2 separate regions of the Homo sapiens genome follow, and region 1 is linked to region 2. Evidence: read pairs that join two places in POLR2A ChIA-PET (ENCODE). Cell type or tissue: K562. All regions are shown on one strand. Each heading gives the region's core, and the rest is flanking DNA. Links, peaks and the distances in the headings are about the cores only.

Region 1 (5,972 bases), core at 72-5,071, 1.8 Mb before region 2:
TGCCCAGTCCCGTCAGCACCCAGCAGGCTGCTGCAGAGATGCCTGGTTCTGTGTCTGCTTCCCCAGTTAGTCTGGAAGCTCCCTGAGGACCAGGACAGGATCTTTTTCCTGCTGATCCCCAGGGGCTAACAGAAGATAAATGCCTCAGTGAAAGACGCCACCAGTCATCTCACAGATGCTATCTGCATACATTTCAACCAGTGAAGGGGCCAGGGCAGACCTGTTTGGTGAGGAGCGTCTGCACAGAAGACAGGTCTCGGCCATAATCATCTGTCTTCAAGCTGTTCTCCTTTTCACCTAGAAAACGAAGTGTGGAAAATATACTGCCCTCCTCAGTGGAGATGGATTAGAAAGGAAAAACATCAAAACCCAGACAAACCATTTTTTGTGTACAGATAAATCCCAATCTTCCTAACTACAGCCTCAGAACCCACATTAGCAGGCCCCTCCCTGCACCCAGGCCTGGCCTCCATCTGTGCCATGACGAGCTCCCTGCAGCCCGTCTTCTAGTTCAGTTGCTATTACTACTACCCAGGACACGTGGACCCCGATATCCGGACCCAGTTTTCCCTCACCCAGGAGCTGGGTGGCGCCCCTGACCAGGGCAGCTAGTGGTGCCTTTGCTGTGCCAACTTTGTTCATGCCATGACGTCACATTATGCCATCTCTGCGTGCAGCAGCGTTTACAGGCTTTTGTTTATTGACCCTGGTGCCAGCCCAGTTCCGGGTGGCAGTTCTGGCCTCAGGACACTGTCTCCTCCTAGCTGGCAGTCAGTGGTCTGCCCTGGTAGTAGGTTCTCTGCCATGCCCACAATTGATCAGTTTCTTCTCTGCAGAAGAAAACCAATGACACGGAAGGAGACAAAGAGCAGCTCTGGGAAGGCTCTTCCGGGCCTTGCTGACAGTGCTCACCGATCCAGGACTCCACCACGTCCGCCTTCCAGTTGAACTGAAGGAAGGCCGAGTTCTCATCCAGCTTCGCCTTTCTCTGGGCTGCAGCTTTCTCCAGGTCTGACACTTTCCCGTTCAGGCCCTTCATCTTTGAAGAGATGTTCTCCTCATGGTGATTGTTCTAGGCCATGGAGAGAGGCACACACTGGTCAGCCTTACCTGCTGTGGTTACCTGACTATGCCCTCCCTGGAAAGGCTCTAAACTTCTATAAAATGGGCCACTTGCTCCCCTGTCCACTGCTGGGTAAACAATGATAGGGTAAGGCTTTTGTAAGAGCAATGCGGTCAAAGGCTTCACACAAATACACGTACTGACAATTCTACTTTTAGGAATTCTTTTTTTTTTTTTTTTTTTTTTTTTTGAGACGGAGTGAATTTCACTCCGTCGCCCAGGCTGGAATGCAGTGGCGTGATCTCGGCTCACTGCAACCTCCGCCTCCCGGGTTCAAGAGATTCTCCTGCCTCAGCCTCCCGAGTAGCTGGGACTAATAGGCGAACACCACCATGCACAGCTAATTATTTTTAGTAGAGATGGGGGTTTCACCATGTTGGTCAGGCTGGTCTCGAACTCCTGACCTCAGGTGATTTGCCCACCTCGGCTTCCCAAAGTGCTGGGATTACAGGTGTGAGCCATAGTGCCCAGCCGGTCCAAGGAATTAATTCTAAAGAAATATGGGCCAGGCGCAGTGGCTAACGCCTGTAATCCTAGCACTCTGGGAGGCTGAGGTGGGCAGATCATTTGAGGCCAGGGGTTCAAGACCAGCTTGGCTAATATGGTGAAACCCTGTCTCTTCTAAAAAATACAAAAAAAAAAAAAAAAAAAAAATTAGCCAGGTTTGGTGGCACTCATCTGTAATCCCAGTGACCCAGGAGGCTGAGGGATGAGAACTGCTTGAACCTGGGAGGTGGAGGCTGCAGTGAGCCGAGATCATGCCACTGCACCCCAGCCTGGGCAACACAGCAAGACTCTGTCTCAAACAAAAAAAACGAATGGGCTGAAATTTGAAGTTAAGATGATATATTCATTAGTATTATTTTTGATAGAAAAAAACTGAATCATATCACTTAAAATACTACACATACAGGGCTGGGTGCAGTGGCTCACTCCTGTAATTTCAGCACAAGGCGAGAGAATCACTTGAGCCCAGGAGTTGGAGACCAGCCTGGGCAACATAACATAGTGAGACCCCATCTCTTAAAAAAAAAAAAGAAAAAAAGAAAGAAATTAGCCAGGTGTGTTGACACCCACCTGTGGTCCCAGCTAGCTAGGGAAGCTCAGGTGGGAGAACTGCTGAAACCCGGGAGGCAGAGGCTACAGTGAGCCGAGATCGTGCCACTACACTCCAGCCTGGGCGACAAGAGCAAGACTCCATCTCAAAAAATAAAAATAAAAAAATTGGCTGGGTACAGTAGCTCACGCCTGTAATCCCAGCACTTTGGGAGGCCGAGGCAGGCGGATCATGAGGTCAGGAGTTTGAGACCAGCCTAACCAACATGGTGAAACCCCATCTCTAATAAAAATACAAAAATTAGCTGGGCGTGGTGGCAGGCGCCTGTAACCCCAGCTACTCAGGAGGCTGAGGCAGGAGAGTCACTTGAACCCAGGAGGTGGCGGTGGCAGTGAGGTGAGATTGCGCCAGTGCACTCCAGCCTGGGCCACAGAGTGAGACTCCGTCTAAAAAATAAATAAATAAATAAATAAATAAATAAACCATACTACAAGTCACATTGAATTTAAAGAGAAATTCTTTAACACCTGTGGAAAGGGGGAAAATAAAAAGAAAAAAGAATTGAAAGATAAATTCAAAGAGGAAACAGGCTGTCGCTGAGGACAAAGCAGCCGGCTCGCTGGCCGGGGGTGGTGGCTCATGCCTGTAATCCCAGCACTTTGGGAGGCCGAGGAGGGCGGATCACCTGAGGTCAGGAGTTCGAGACCAGCCTGACCAACATGGAGAAACCCCATCTCTACTAACAATACAAAATTAGCCGGGCATAGTGGCACATGCCTGTAATCCCAGCTACTAGGGAGGCTGAGGCAGAAGCATCGTTTCAACCTGGGAGGTGGAGGTTGCGGTGAGCCCAGATCACACCCCTGCACTCCAGCCTGGGCAACAAGAGCGAAACTCCGTCGCAAAAAAAAAAAAAAAAAAAAAAAGCAGCTGGCTCGTTGCCAGGAGGCTGAAGGACACTCACACTGGTGATCTCCTGGCTTGAAGAACAGAGAATGTTGTCTGGGTGTGTGTCAGGGGGTTAAGTGTGCAGGAGCCACGTCTACATCTATACATGGCTGTAGCTGAAATTAGTTTCACGCAAGTTTATTTGCAGATCAGAGCAAGGAAGAAAAGCTCTCCAGTGAAGTGGATTTTAGCTACATTGTTGCTGCCTATGGATCAAACCCTAGTCTGAAGGCCATGACTGCTGAGTGCAACCTCTGTGATGAGAAATCTTACTCATGATGTGTGTGTGACAGGAAACCATAGCTGTTAAAACCTCTGTCCTGAGGCACTCCAGGTGCGTCACTGCACCTGAGTGATTGCTGGTGAATTCCCGACCCACGGACACACTGCCTTCAGTCTAGAGCTTCTGTGTGGGAGGGATGTGGCTTCGCTGCTGCTGAGAAAGCACCAAGCCCCTTTATTTTTTCTCCCAAAAGGGCTGCGAATGAAGTAGATTCATTTCTAAAATGCCCTGTACAGCCTCGAGGTTTTTGATAATTTATGGAGTGATATGATCCTATTAAACGGGAGTCTGCGGCTGTTTGATCTAGCTGGTAGCTCTAAACCTGTGGAGAGAAAAGAAAGGTCTGGCAGGTCAGACACAAAGATCTAATGTGTGGTGTCAGGGTGGGGCTTTATGGGTAATTTTTATTTTATGTTTTGCTTATTTGCATTTTCTACTGTCCCTATAAAGAGACTGTATTGCTTGAGAAATAAACTAAGAGCAGCATTTGGGAGTGCCAGTGTCTCTGTTGCTTAATGCAGAAAAAATAAGCACTGCAGAATAACTTTACTGGCTTCAAAAAGGGGGAAATATCCAACTTGTCACGAAACACAGGAATGGAATTGCTGCTGGTCTCCACGCAGACCTTGGTTTGGTGAACATCCCAGGAAGTGAACTTTGGGGGACCTCTGTGGTACCAACACGTGGGTGTCCCAGTGGGCGATGGAGGTCTTACCAATGGGCTGGACTCACCTTCTTAATGAGGTCTTGTCCATTGGTGCAGACATCATTCACGCGATCCTTGTGGACGGTGAAGTCTGTCTCAAAAGCTTCATGTTTCTTCAGTAAGCCCTGGAGTAGAAGCAGCCAAGGCACACTATTGAGAGCCTGCTATGTGTTGTGGGCTAGGCCCCGGGGACAGAGAGTGACAAAACTGCTATGGTCCCTGTCCATGCACACATTACAGTCTAGCTGGGGAAGAGGATAATAAAGAGGAACATTAATAAATAGAGAATCATAAAAGGAAGGAAAACAGGAGGCAGTGAGGCAGTGAGAGTAACCAGCAGTGGTGGGACAGGCTTCAGCAGGGACAGTCTTTGGACCTTTGGGAAGGGTCAAACCCTTTGTCATCCATCAACAGTGACTTATGGTCTCTCCCCCAAGAGGACCACAAGAATGACACAAAGCAAGCTGAAGATATACACCCAAACAAAAACGACACATTTTTAAGGTTTAACTTGAACACATCTCAGAAAAGGCCTTCCAAGTCATGTCTTTTTTTTTTCTTTTTGAGACGGAGTTCTTGCTCTATTGCCCAGGCTGGAGTGCAGCAGCGTGATCTTGGCTCACTGCAACCTCTGCCTCCCAGGTTCAAGCGATTCTCCTGCCTCAGCCTCCCAAGTAGCTGGGATTACAGGTGTGCACCACCACACCCAGCTAATTTTTGTAGTTTTTAGTACAGACGGGGTTTCACCATGTTGGCCAGGTTGGTCTCGGACTCCTGACCTCAGGTGATCTGCCCACCTTGGCCTCCCAAAGTGCTGGGATTACAGGTGTGAGCCACCGCACCTGGCCCCAGGTCTTTTCCTTAGTACAATTTAAGCACTGCAGACCATGCCTTTTTGGTTGCTTCCAGGGAACTCAACTATGCAGAGGATGGGAAATGACTGACCATCTAAATTCTACCTGAATCACCCTGACCAGCGGGAGGATGCTTCCCATGGTGAGGAAGGTGGCTCAAAGCTAACTCGATTCCTGGGAGTGCACACTCCTGCTTCCACATCTGGGGGCAGGAATTTAGTCATATCTGACCATGATACTTTGCAGCATCTCCTTTCCAGAGGGGAATCTATCCACCTATGCCTCTGGGCTGCCTTGGGACTTGCTTTGGCCAGAAGGCAGTGAGGATGATGTGTGAGGCCGCAGACATCTTGCAGCTCCTGCCTTTGCCTGTCTGAATGCTGCTGAAGGAGGTTGGTCTAGCCAGCTTGAGGACAACAGGCCATGTGGAGGGGAACAGAGATGTCCAGGCTGGATGACAATCAGGCTCAGCTGCCAGTGTGTGATGGATCTCTCAGCCCAGCCACGCTCTGCCTGAATGCAGGAGCGTGAAGGACCTCCAGTGACAGCTGCAGATGCCGCTGATCCACAGATCCATTGGAAGTAAGAAATGGGTGCTGCTTTCAACCACTACATTTAGGCGGGTTGTTATGTAGCAACAGTTAACCAATTTAGGGAGTATGTGATGGGCTGAACTGTGTCCCCCTCAAGAGATGGTGAAGTCCTAACTTCTGGTACCCATGAATGTGGAAACAAGATCTTTGCAAATGTCCTCTGCAAAGGTAAGATGAGGTCATTAGCGTGGACCCTAATCCAATAGACCTGATGTCCCTACAACAGAACACAGAAATGTGAATAGACACACAGAGTGATGCCAAGTGAAGACAGACTCAGAGGGAAGATGGCTACGTGAAGACAGGCAGAGACTGGAGTGATGCTGCCACATGCCAAGGGCGCCTGGTGCCAGCAAAAACTGGAAGAGGCAAGGAAAGATCCTCCCCTACAGGTTTGCAGAACATGGT
Region 2 (6,301 bases), core at 1,302-6,301:
TGCCCTTGTGAAGTCAACGTGCTGAACTATGGCAGGTGAAACATAAGAAAAAGGTTCTGCTCAAATAGGGGAATGGGAAAAGCCTAGGAGGCAGAAATAGAAACCTTTGATGGAGAAGTTTTGCCCCTTTTCAAAGTCAGGTGATAAGTTATGAGTTAACTGAAAGCACCCAGCAAAGGAGATGTGATTGAAGATAGCTACACAGCTATTACAAGAAGTGGCCTTAACTTTGGTCTTGTCCTACAGATCAATTAATTTCAGTAGCTTGGACCATATTCACAGTTAAGAGTGTCCCAGTTAGGCCGGGCACGGTGGCTCATGCCTGTAATCCCAGCACTTTGGGAGGCCGAGGTGGGTGGATCACGAGGTCAGGGGTTCGAGAACAGCCTGGCCAACATGGTGAAACCCCGTCTCTACTAAAAATACAAAAATTAGCCAGGCACGTTGGCGCATGCCTGTAATCCCACCTACTAGGGAGGCTGAGGCAGAAGAATTGCTCGAACCCGGGAGGCAGAGGTTGCACTGAGCTGAGATTGTGCCACTGCACTCCAGCCTGGGCAACAGAGCGAGACTCCGTCTCAAAAAAAAAAAAAAAAAGTGTCCTAGTTACCAAGCACAGTTAGCTTTGAGAATTGTTCTCTGTAAGTTGATGGTTAAATTTTATTTATAGGTCTGGATTCATAAGGTTTAGCCAATTATGAGACACAGACAGCAAGGGACCTATCTACTTTGTGTACTGATTTTCACAACCCCTGAAGACAGGGAAATCACCATTGTAGACCCAGCCCAGAGTCAAAGCTGATGGTCAATAAATATTTGGTAAATAAAGGAGTGAATGACTAAGCCAAAGAACAGACTCTGGAAGGATATAAAGCTACTTTTGAGGTCCCCCATATATTTGCACTACTATCAATTTTTTTTTTTTTTTTTGAGATGGAGTTTTGCTCTCATTGCCCAGGCTGGAGTGCAATGGCACCATCTCGGCTCACTGCAGTCTCCGCCTCCTGGGTTCAAGCAATTCTCCTGCCTCAGCCTCCCGAGTAGCTGGGATTACAGGCATGTGCCACCATGCCCAGCTAATTTTTTGTATTTTTAGTAGAGACGGAGTTTCTCCAAGTTGGTCAGGCTGGTCTCGAACTCCCGACCTCAGGTGATCCGCCCGCCTCGGCCTCCCAAAATGCTGGGATTACAGGCATCAATTGTATATTTTTTTGAAGAATAAATGTAAATGCATTAAGCATTACTGAATTCATAATAGTTTTGTGATTTTGAATTTTTCTTGACCAACTATTATGTGGTGGAGGGGATGCTCTGCAAAATTTTCTAATGTCCAAAACAGGCCGGGCACAGTGGCTCAAGCCCGTAATCCCAGCACTTTGGGAGGCTGAGGCGGGTGGATTTCCTGAGCTGAGGAGTTTGAAACCAGCCTGGGCAACATGGCGAAACCCCATCCCTACTGAAAATACAAAAAAAAAAAACCCCAAAAAACCAGTTATGGTGGTGCGCACCTGTAATCCCAGCTACTCGGGAGGCTGAGACACGAGAATTGCTTGAACCCAGGAGGCAGAGGTTGCAGTGAGCCGAGATCATGCCACTGCACTCCAGCCCGGGCGACAGAGTGAGACTCTGTCTCGTTCATTCATTCATTAATAAATAAATAAATATCCATCCTTCCACAGTACTTGAAAAGATTGGAAACAGTTGTCCTAAGATGCTTCTGAAGCCCCTGCCAGCAGAACTGCATGGCACCTCCTTGGCAGAGCTCCCTGTGTGAGTCACAGACTTCACTCCTGCCCTTTCTAACTTCGGGTGGTCTGAACAGGCTCACACCATACTCTTCAGAGCTGACTCACACGAAACAGTTTTTTATTACATATAACCTCCTAAGTTATCTAGCCCACATTCTGTGTTTCCTGACTACAACGTGCTACTGTCACTTGGAGCTCAGATTGGTGAAATCACAATTTGAAAGTTGTCCAAAAGCAACTTTCGGTCCTTAATCAATTGCCACAAATTTCAGTATTAGATGAAGCACCAAATAACATGTAACCATCTGCTTTAGATTGTGCCAAAACCTCACTGAAAATATGCCCTTCTAGAACAAGCTTCCCAGCAGAAATTAACAACAAAATTAGTCAATTTTTATAACTATAGTTCTGGTATATTTAATCGAGAATGTGTCAATTCCATTTATTCTACCTCCAAAGCTAGTTGCCAGCTGTCATTCTCTTGACACACACTGACTCTACCAGAAACCCTTTTCTGATCAATCCCACTGCCACCTTCTGCCTAACTTACATAAACCAGTGTCCAGTATTTCAGCTGTCTGCTGAGATATAAAATCTTTCATTTGGGTTAGAAAAGAAGACCCATACTTATCTCAGAATTCTCAGGTAACAGGCAATTTTGGCAACACTTAGGTGACATTCAGTTGGAAGAGGGCACTTCGTAACATTGTTGTGTGCCTGTACTTCCTAAGATCTTGGAAGCAAAAAGTTCATGGCTGTAACTGGTAAAGACTCAACAGTGAATCTGCATTCATTAAAAAAAAAAAAAAAAAATCAGCAGTATTGATTGAGTGTGGAACAGGACTGTGCCAGGAACGGGCAGACAATGAAGTCATAGTTCCTGTTTCGGAGGAGCCTGCTGTCTAGCAGGGGACATGTGGGTGTGTGTGGCGGGGAGGGGAGTGAAGATGGATGGTATATACAAAATTACCAAGTGACAAGTGCCACAGCAGAGCCAAGTTCAAAATGAAATGGGGCCAGGCGTGCTGGTTCACCCCTGTAATCCCAGCACTTTGGGAGGCCGAGGTGGGTGGATCACTTGAGGTCAGGACTTCTAAGACCAGCCTGGCCAACATGGTGAGACCCTGTCTCCACTAAAAATACAAAAATTAACCAGGCGTAGTGGGAGGCATCTGTAGTCCCAGCTACTCGGGAGGCTGCGGTAGCAGAATCGCTGGAATGCAGGTGGTGGAGGTAGCAGTGAGTCAAGATCATGCCACTGCACTCCAGCCTGGGGGGACAGAGGGAGACTCTCCATCTCAAAAAAAAAAAAAAAAAAAATTGAAATGGGATCACTGAGTGCTAAGCAGCTGGGTGGGATGCTCAGGGAAGGTGTCTTGGCAATGATTTTTGCAGAGCCTAGAACAATAGAAAGGAGCTCACCCAGGAGGGGAAAAGTCACAGGGGAGTGAATAGAAAAGAGGAGGAGGGAATATTCAAGGCAGAATCATCATGGAAGAGCCAAGAGAAGCCTTAGGAGAGTACCCAGGTCCCAAGTGGGGAGCAGAGGAACAGAACCAACAAGAGGGCTGGTGTCAGATCTGGAAGGGCCTTGGAGGCCAAGCTGAGGAGCTGAGATCCTGTCAGGCGGACCTCACGTGGGAGATGATGGCATCAGATCTGCTTAGGAGGAGGCCTTGGAGCAGTCAAGGGCAGAAGACTACGTGTGGAGTTGAGGCTGCTGTGAGGGAGTGGCTGTCCCAGAGCAAATGGGAACAGGGTAGGCCAGCTTGGGGCCCAAAAACGTGGAGATAAGCAGGTTCTGCTGGTGTTGAGACCCACAGTCTCTTGGAGATAAACACTAGGGCAATGGTCAGGGGCCCAGATAAACCCCTGGCCTTTAGAACCCCTCTCTAGGGCGCCAGCAGGCAGAGTGGGGTTTCCTCTGACATTCTGGGCCCTTGGGCCGGCAGTCACAAGATAGCAACAGGGCACGCGTAGCTAGCTCAGTGGGGCCCAGGACACCGGCTGCCTGGGTTTCTTACATCTGTGAAAGTTAGTGTTCTCCTGTTAGATAGGGACGGCAATGTCACCTACCTGGCAGGGTTGGTGTCAGGGTGAAGGCTTAATCCATGGAAAGCGTTTAGAATGCCGCAGAACACGGTGGGCCCCGGGGAAATGTAAATGCTAGCAAGGAGTGAGCCCTTTGGTCACTGTGGCACGTGAACTTAAAACTGCTCTGGTCAGGAGAGGATGGGGAGGGGTCAATGCTCCTTTTACCCGCCCATTCCTTGGAGTAGGCCTTGATGATAGCTTTTCTACTAGTTTGAAAATCACTGGACTTTGTATTCCTGGGGTTAATTTCTACATGTATCTCCTAAACCTGAGGGTTCAAGTAGGGTTAGCTGCTGGTACCAGTCCTAGAGCACAGTCTGGGGGTGGAGTCTCTATTTCTCCTCAGAGACCCCAGTGCAAGAGCCTGAGGGGGATCCGGCGAGTCACCCACCACCTAAAGGCGTCAGTAGGACAGCCTGGCCTACTTAGGTCCTTGCTCCCGAGCATCAGAAGCTGGCCTTGGTGCCCTGAGAGGGACAACTGTCTGCATCTCACTCCAGACATAGACATCCCTGCTGGCCCAGGAGGAAGCCCTTACAGAGGGGTTTCCCTGAAGAAGAAAAACATCTCACCAACAGAATAGGAAGCTGTCATCCTTTTCCGCTACATGAGGCCTGGAAGGAAATTCTCCTTCATGGTTCTGTTATAAAGGAGTTAATCCAAGTTGCGTTCTTAACACATGTTAAGCATGTAGTGGATCTTCACTTAGAGCTGTTATTTTTACTCCATAATCCCAATTTTTCTTATATCTATTAAAGTCGGCATAGTGTTTAGTGAGTTGAGTGGGTGTTCAGAGGCCAATAAATATATAGAACTGCAGTAAAAAAAAAATTCTCTCCAAGACAAATTCGCTTATATTCTTCATATTATGAATAGACAAAAGAGATTCACACAATATGACATGCTCTATGTGAAGCAAAAATGAGTCCTTTCTAGTTTGGCTGAAGGTCACTTTGCTGTCATGTTTAAGCCTAGAATTTCTAGCTAAGCCAGATCCTGAAGGAATTCCAGCAGCATTTACAGCGTTGTCATCCCTCTATCCTGAGTGGAACGCTGTGCAGTTGAGGATCTTTCCCGAGAATCCTAATAAGTGAGATTTTATCACAGCATTGCTAACCCCAAATTAACACACCCCCAGACTGTGCTCTAGGACTGGTACCAGCAGCTAACCCTACTTGAACCCTCAGGTTTAGGAAATACATGTAGAAATTAACCCCAGGAATACAAGTCCAGTGATTTTCAAACTAGTAGAAAAGCTATCATCAAGGCCTACTCCAAGGAATGGGCGGGTAAAAGGAGCATTGACCCCTCCCCATCCGCTCCCGACCACAGCAGTTTTAAGTTCACGTGCCACAGTGACCAAAGGGCTCACTCCTTGCTAGCATTTACATTTCCCCGGGGCCACTGTGTTCTGCGGCGTTCTAAACGCTTTCCATGGATTAAGCCTTCACCCTGACACCAACCCTGCCAGGTAGGTGACATTGCCGTCCCTATCTAATTAACGGTGGCAGTTCTAGAGGCAAGCCTTTAGCTTCCATTAACAAAGGTTAGCTGTTGCACTAAGCAGACCAGAATACTCTGGGGAGCAACATAGTATCTTATTAAGTTATAAATACATTTAATGGCTTTTGTATTGGTTTCTTATTTTGGAATGAGGGAAAAAAACAGATCTCATAATCACTGTAGTCTAAGTAAAAAGCCACTTTTAAAAAATAATATGTATTTACCTACAATATTGCTTATGAATTATCCTTTTTTATAGAGCCCACAAAGTCCCTCAAAGGACAATGGTAACTCCTTCCTGTAACTGCATCAAGCTACTTGCAATGTAAACTTTGGCTTATTTGGAAGAAATTAAAAGTGGTACAATATTTTAAAATAAAAAAAAAATTTTTTTTTTGAGACGGAGTATCTGTCGCCCAGGCTGGAGTGCAGTGGTGCAATCTCAGCTCACTGCAACCCCTACCTCCTGGGTGAAGCAATTCTCCTGCCTCAGCCTCCCGAGTAGCTGGGATTACAGGCATGTGCCAACACACTCGGCTAATTTTGTATTTTTAGTAGAGACGGGGTTTCACCATGTTGGCCAGGCTGGTCTCGAACTCCTGACCTCAGGTGATCTGCCCACCTCAGCCTCCCAAAGTGCTGGGATTACAAGCATGAGCCAGTGCACCCAGCAAATTGTTTGGTTTTGATTCAAACAAGTCAAACCAGTTCAGAAAAAGTCCCCAAGACTCCTCTCCCCACCACTACTTCACTTTCTGTTTCCCTGTTAAAGGAAAAAAATGTTATTCGCACCCATCTTCACTCACTAAACTTTAAACGTAGAACATTTTCTTAAAAAGAACCTAAGAGTTGGAACCAAGGGTACAGCGTTCTTATCCTTTACTTATCTGCACTGAGAAAGAACATATTTTACATCATTTACGGAATAACAGACTGTTACAGCAAGTTCAAGCTTA

Evidence for each region. ChIA-PET counts read pairs that join two places held together with the same protein. Peaks named below come from ENCODE experiments on the same cell type or tissue, not always from the same donor. Only the 100,000 strongest peaks of a DNase experiment are listed, where the experiment ranks them.
Region 1: POLR2A ChIA-PET joins it to region 2 with 8 read pairs; 1 of 35 experiments calls an interaction of 5 or more read pairs at or near these places.

The regions. Positions count from the first base shown.
Region 1 is chr9:128,619,428-128,625,399 of GRCh38, reverse strand. It overlaps SPTAN1 (spectrin alpha, non-erythrocytic 1), which reads right to left. Exons shown (of 57, transcript NM_001130438.3): 45 at 4,144-4,242; 46 at 913-1,072; 47 at 221-297. Among named protein-coding and RNA genes, the nearest start is that of DYNC2I2, 34 kb to the left of the region's middle. In K562, for the core only: a CTCF peak has its summit at 576; a DNase peak (open chromatin) is centred at 3,188.
Region 2 is chr9:126,839,816-126,846,116 of GRCh38, reverse strand. No RefSeq gene overlaps it. Among named protein-coding and RNA genes, the nearest start is that of ZBTB34, 18 kb to the left of the region's middle. In K562, for the core only: no CTCF peak of the experiment used is centred there; a DNase peak (open chromatin) is centred at 3,496.